2 separate regions of the Homo sapiens genome follow, and region 1 is linked to region 2. Evidence: chromatin contacts called from ENCODE Hi-C or POLR2A ChIA-PET data. All regions are on one chromosome and are shown on one strand. Each heading gives the region's core, a stretch centred on a gene start or an enhancer-like site at or near the end of the contact. The rest is flanking DNA. Distances are from core to core; before and after follow the strand shown. Region 1 holds the start of HAUS4 (HAUS augmin like complex subunit 4). Region 2 holds the start of MRPL52 (mitochondrial ribosomal protein L52).

Region 1 (2,819 bases), core at 248-2,747, 130 kb before region 2:
CAGCACTTTGGGAGGCCGAGGCGGGCGGATCACGAGGTCAGGAGACTGAGACCATCCTGGCCAACGTGGTGAAACCCCGTCTCTACTAAAAATACAAAAAAAATTACCTGGGCGTGGTGGCGCCCGCCTGTAGTCCCAGCTACTCAGGAGGCTGAGGCAGGAGAATCGCTTGAACCCGGGAGGTGAAGGTTGCAGAGATCGCGCCACTGCACTCCAGCCTGGCAACAGAGCAAGACTCCGTCTGGAAAAAAAAAAAAAAAAAGATTAAGACAGGTGAAAGATATTTGGCCGGGCAGATTGCTTGAGGTCAGGAGTGCGAGACCATCCTGGCCAATATTGTGAAACTCTGTCTCTACTAAAAATATAAAAATTAGCCAGGCGTGGTGGCTCGTGCGGGTAATCCCAGCTACTCAGGAGGCTAGGGCAGGAGAATCGCTTGAACCTGGGAGGTGGAGGTTGCGGTGAGCCGAGATCGTGCCACTGCGCTCCAGCCTGGGCAACAAGTGCGAAACTCCGTACCCCCAAGAAAACAAACAAACAAACAAACAAAACAGGCGAATGAGGAATGCGCGCTAATAGGGAGTCTGTGGTGGGAATTCGAGAGGAAGGTGACCCTGAGGAAGCACTGTATGGTGCCCGGCATGGGCTGGGCTGGGCTGGGCTGGGCTGGGCGGCAGCGCCTCAGAGCCAGGCCTTAGTGAGGAGACTCGCAGGACGCGGCTTGGGTGGCAGGTCTGGGAAGGTTCCTTCCGAGAGCTATTGGGACAGGTTTAGACCCCCCAAATGGCGACCTCGAACTTAACCCTTTGTGCCTCAGTTCTCCCCCTCTGTAAAATGAGTATAATGGTGACTTTCTCACAGGACGCTTTAAGAACTAAACGAGGCCTGGCCGAGGGCGGTAGCTCACGCCTGTAATCCCAGCACTTTGGGAGGCCGAGGCGGGTGGATCACGAGGTCAGGAGATCCAGATCATCCTGGCTAACACGGTGAAACCCCGTCTCTACTAAAAATACAACAATTAGCCGGGCGTGGTGGCGGGCACCTGTAATCCCAGCTACTCGTGAGGCTGAGGCAGAGAATTGCTTGAACCCGGGAGGCGGAGCTTGCAGCGAGCCGATATTGCGCCACTGCACCCCAGCCTGGGCGACAGAGCGAGACTCCGTCTCAAAAAAAAAACGAGGCAAGGCAAGCAAAATGCTTGGCGTAGTGCCTGACTCATCGTAGGCCCTCAATAAATGTTAGCAATTACCACCATTTTCTCAGCATCTGCCCTTCACTGGGGAGGCACTAATGAGAAGGGGCAAAAAAGCCTTTCCGAGACCATCCTGTTTCCCAGTCCGGGTTCCACCACCCGAGCATGCGAACCCAGGGCGTTGGGAACCCAGCGCGCACCCGTCGAGGGGCGGGGCCTGCCGTTCCCGCCTCGAGTGTGGCCCCGCCTCCACCTCCTTCGTCGCGGCCTCTAGTGCACTTTCGGCTCCTTCCCCTTCCCGGGCCTTTCAGCTTGGTCTTTCCGGGCCTCGCTTCCCCCAGCCCCTGCGCCCGGCCCGAACGAGAGGTTCCGGAGCCCCGGCGCGGGCGGGTTCTGGGGTGTAGACGCTGCTGGCCAGCCCGCCCCAGCCGAGGTTCTCGGCACCGCCTTGAGAGCTTCAGCTGCCCCAGGGTGTGCAGGTTTGCTTTAGAGGGTCGGCGGGCGGAGCTTCGGGGAAGAGGAGCTCTGGGAGAGTCATTCCGGCCAGTGGCCGGAGACCGTCGTCGCTCTTGGGAATCCTTGGCCGCCCAGACAGAAGGGAAGTAGGCGCCGGAGAGCCCGTTCTGCATTTTGATTCATCTCGGGCCCTGTAAGGGTCATATCTTGTGAAAATAACCTGTAAAATCAATTTAACGTTCAGTGCAGCGTGTAAAGACAGCTCTAAGAATTTAAAAGACGCCTGAGTCAGAACATTTAAATGCTTGGGTCCCTGTAGCAGCGTTTTAACACGTCTGAGTGCAGAGGGTGGAGAATCGAGCCTGATTGCCGTTCACGCCCTGTAACCTTTAAGAAGGGTAAAGAAAGGCACCCTAAAAAACGCAAGGGGACACTTACCCTAGGGGGGGACGAACAGCTAGCTTTTTGGAATTTGGGTTGGTCTTCATTTCCAAGTGCGAAATTTGCCTGCAAAACTTTTTATTTGCAGTCATAGATCAACGATAAACAGAATTGTTAAAACACTGAACTTAACTAAGTAGTGGCTTTTGTTGACAAGTCGATTGTGTTATTAATTCTTAATGTCTCATCCAAGGCAGGAATCGTTATCTCAGTTTTGCAGGTGGGAAAAGTTTGGCACAGAAAAAAGCATTTTCCTTAAGTTCTCAGAAGCAACGGCCGGCCGAGCTGCAAATTAAGTCCCAGCATTCTGCCTCCTCAGCTGCGTCCCCCTCTAGACCATGTTAGAAAACAAATGAGTAGTTACTTTGATGTTACTCATAAAACGATCGAGTAAACCAAATGTTCTATAAACATGAAGCGTTAAATCATAATAACCTTCAATGCCTGTTCAGCTTTGGGAGGCTCAGTTGCCCTTTGGAGTTTGATACCTTGCAGAGAGGAGGGGCAGAGCAAAAACATGAAAAGTAATGTCAAGGGAAAATTTTTGTCTCCTGAGGTCAAACTGTGCCCATCTTTACTGCCCCTGTGTTGGTGTCATTCCTTTCAGCGCACTCCATGTTCTGGCAAAACACCCACAGCTCACGTTCTCGTTGTAGCCACATTACACCTTTGCATTACTCTTTTGCCACTGACCTCACTGTCAGTCTTCTTGTCACGCTGTTTCCTCCAG
Region 2 (2,988 bases), core at 436-2,935:
TGCTTTACATTGGTTGTTTCATTTTATCCTTAAAAGAACCACATGAGATAGGTATTCTTTTACAGATATGGAAACTGAGACTAAGATAAAATTAAGTAATTTGTCCAAGACCACAAACTTAGCGAGAAGGGAAGCCTGGATTAAGAATAAGGTCCATAGGCTGGGCGTGGTGGCTCATGCCTGTAATCCCAGCACTTTGGGAGGCTGAAGTGGATCACTTGAGCTAAGGAGTACAAGACCAGCTTGGGCAACATAGCAAGAGCCTGTCTCTACTAAAAGTTAAAAAAAAAAATTAGCCAGGAATGGTGGTGTGTGCCTGTGGTCCCACCTACTTGGGGGGCTGAGGTGGGAGGACTGCTTGAGCCCAGGAGATCAAGGCTGCAGTGAGCGATGATCATGCCACTGCACTTCAGCCTGGGTGACAGGGCAAGACCCCATCTCAAAAAAAAAAAAAAAAAAAAAAAAGCAGTCATATGTAATTCCAGAGTCTTTCCAATAGTCCATACTACTACAAGGAGATGCCAGGCTTCTTACAGTAAATAACAAGTAGAAAAAATCTTCACCATCTTCCTCAGTCACCAATTATCCAATTAAGCAGGATCATACCCCTAGAGAGCAACAATAGGGTATTAAATATTCAGATCTCTGTGTTGTCAAGGAGGACTGGCCTATGTTCTAGTCCTGGATTTGCTACTACCTAGCTGTATGATCATGTGCAATTCACTTCTGTAGGCCTCAAATTTCCTACTTGTACACTGGAGTCTCATAAGGAGAATGGGGAGTAGCTTCAACTTCTCTAAGGTTCTCCCTTCTAGGGCTAATATTTATTCTCCCTCCCTCTCTCTTTTGTAAGTAAAGGTAAAAGAATTTTCTGAAGGGAGCCTGCCATCCATAGTCTTCATCCTTCTACCCCTCTGAGACGCTTATTTCTGCAGCTTTTCAAAGAGCTCTCCCTGCATTTGGTACCAAATACTGAAAATTCACTAACCACAGAGAAAAGTGGTTCTTGGTTAAAAAAAAATGTCCCCCTTTGAAAAACGCAGAAGTCTTGTCACCCCCTTCCACCCTGGCGGCCCCAAGTCAGAATTATCTTCTGCTTATCTCCACAAGCCAAGATCCTGTTTAGCTTTACCTTCCTTAGTCGAAATGCAATCTACAAAATAAACAAGAGGGTTTCTTTCCCCAAATTCCGTTTTCCAAATAAAAAGTTAAACACTTTTACACGCCCCCACCTTGATACCCCCAGCTCCCCGTCCAGGGGCGTTCCCTCTAGGTGAAAATCTCCCCAGTGGAGTTAACTGCCAGATCAGCGCTTACCCGCATATGACCAGTCTGGGAGCTCGGTAAGGGGCCCGTAGCCGGAGGGGTTGGCAGCCAGTCCCTGCCTGTGTGGAGAAAAACAGATCTGTGAGGACCTAGCCCAGCTTCTGGTCCCCCAGGTGCCCTCATCCCAGGACTCACTGTAGTCGCCACTGGCCGCCCGCCCAAGCGGCTACGCTGCAGTGCAGCCTCCGGACACCTGCTGGGAGAACAGAGCAGAGTTGGGGGAGAGGCCGCGCAGCCGGATCAGGGGTCCTGTGCCCGTCCCCAAAGGGCCCCCGAGTCCACGGTCCCTATCTATACCCACTCACTGAAGAGAACAGTCCCTAAAGCAGCCATGCTGAGCAGGAGTAGCCGGGGTAGCCGGAAGTAGGCGTGGCCTCGGTGGCCACGCGCGACGCTATCGGGGAAGCAGGAAGTCGCCATCTTGAATCTGGGTTTTCAATCACGGCTCCGCCATCTTGGGTCATCGTACGGAAGGAGAGACAAAACTGCAGTACAGGTTTTTGAGGTGAAAACGAATTGTCGTTCAGCGCATGCATTCTCAGTGGAAGTCGTGTCCTCCCAGATTAAGCCGTTCTGAACAGTTCCCACAACCTCCCTACAGCGGTCTCTAGTTCATTGAAATTGATATTAATAGTAACTTTGATCTCAGGGGTAACATCCACGTCATTCTACAGATCCTCGCATCACTGTAACACAGTTTTCCTAGACTAAGAAAAGTAATCAAATCTAGAGTTAATCGGAAATTGGGCCAGCCTGGGCAACATGGCGAAACTCCCTCTCTACAAAAAAATGAAAAATTAGCTGGGTGTGGTGGCGCATGCCTGTGGTCCCAGCTACTTGGGAGGCTGAGGTGGGAGGATGGCTTGAGCCTGGGAGGCCGAAGGCTGCAGTAAGCAGAGATCATGCCACTGCACTCCAGTCTGGGTAACAGAGCGAGACCTTGTCTCAAAAAAAATTCTGTGTGATAAGTGCTGTATTAGGCGTAGATTTTATGGAGAACAAAACCAGACATCAATATCCTGATAGAGCTCTCGGTATAAAAGAAACAAGACAGGCCAGGTGCAGTGGCTCACACTTGTAATCCCAGCACTTTGGGAGGCTGAGGCTGGCGGATCACCTGAGGTTGGGAGTTCGAGACCAGCCTGACCAACATGGAGAAACCCTGTCTCTACTAAAAATACAAAATTAGCCAGGCATGGTGGCACATGCCTGTAATCCCAGCTACTCGGGAGGCTGAGGCAGGAGAATTGCTTGAACCCGGGAGGCAGAGGTTGTGGTGATCCAAGATTGCGCCATTGTACTCCAGTCTGGGCAAGAAGAGTGAAACTCCAACTAAAAAAAAAAAAACAGACAATCAAATGATGACATACATGAATATTGTCATTGAGTGCTGGGAAAGGAAATACATGTTGTTTGTGAGTTTATAGTGTGAACTTGATCTACAGTAGACCATCAAAGATGACTTTCCTGAGAAAGGGGTATTGTATTGGAGCTAAGATGTGACATTCCATTTTTATAAGTGCTACCACCGCACATTGCTTAATATTATCCTTGCAACAACCCTGTGAGGTAGGTACTAGAAAGTGGCAAACCCTGATTGGCGACTCCCCTCCTTTTATCACTTGCTATTCAGTACTGTCTTGGAGAAGTCATTTATCCTTC

Evidence for each region. A loop is a pair of places that touch in the nucleus more often than their neighbours do. ChIA-PET counts read pairs that join two places held with the same protein, here RNA polymerase II (POLR2A). Pooled maps may share reads with other maps.
Region 1: a loop to region 2 is called in a pooled map, with 3 times the contacts of the local background. The contact joins the promoter of HAUS4 here to the promoter of MRPL52 in region 2. A Hi-C loop is called at or near these places in 8 of 50 pooled maps. POLR2A ChIA-PET finds 5 or more read pairs at or near these places in 14 of 52 experiments (B cell, CD4-positive, alpha-beta memory T cell, GM12878 and 9 more).

The regions. Positions count from the first base shown.
Region 1 is chr14:22,955,768-22,958,586 of GRCh38, reverse strand. It overlaps HAUS4 (HAUS augmin like complex subunit 4), which reads left to right and starts at 1,497. Exons shown (of 10, transcript NM_001166269.2): 1 at 1,497-1,671. It overlaps MIR4707 (microRNA 4707), which reads left to right and starts at 1,558; the gene lies at 1,558-1,637. RefSeq lists a silencer at 1-335 and enhancers at 135-713, 714-1,293, 1,676-1,805.
Region 2 is chr14:22,828,584-22,831,571 of GRCh38, reverse strand. It overlaps MRPL52 (mitochondrial ribosomal protein L52), which reads right to left and starts at 1,685. Exons shown (of 5, transcript NM_180982.3): 1 at 1,632-1,685; 2 at 1,462-1,519; 3 at 1,318-1,385. The coding sequence starts at 1,659. RefSeq lists an enhancer at 1,702-1,781.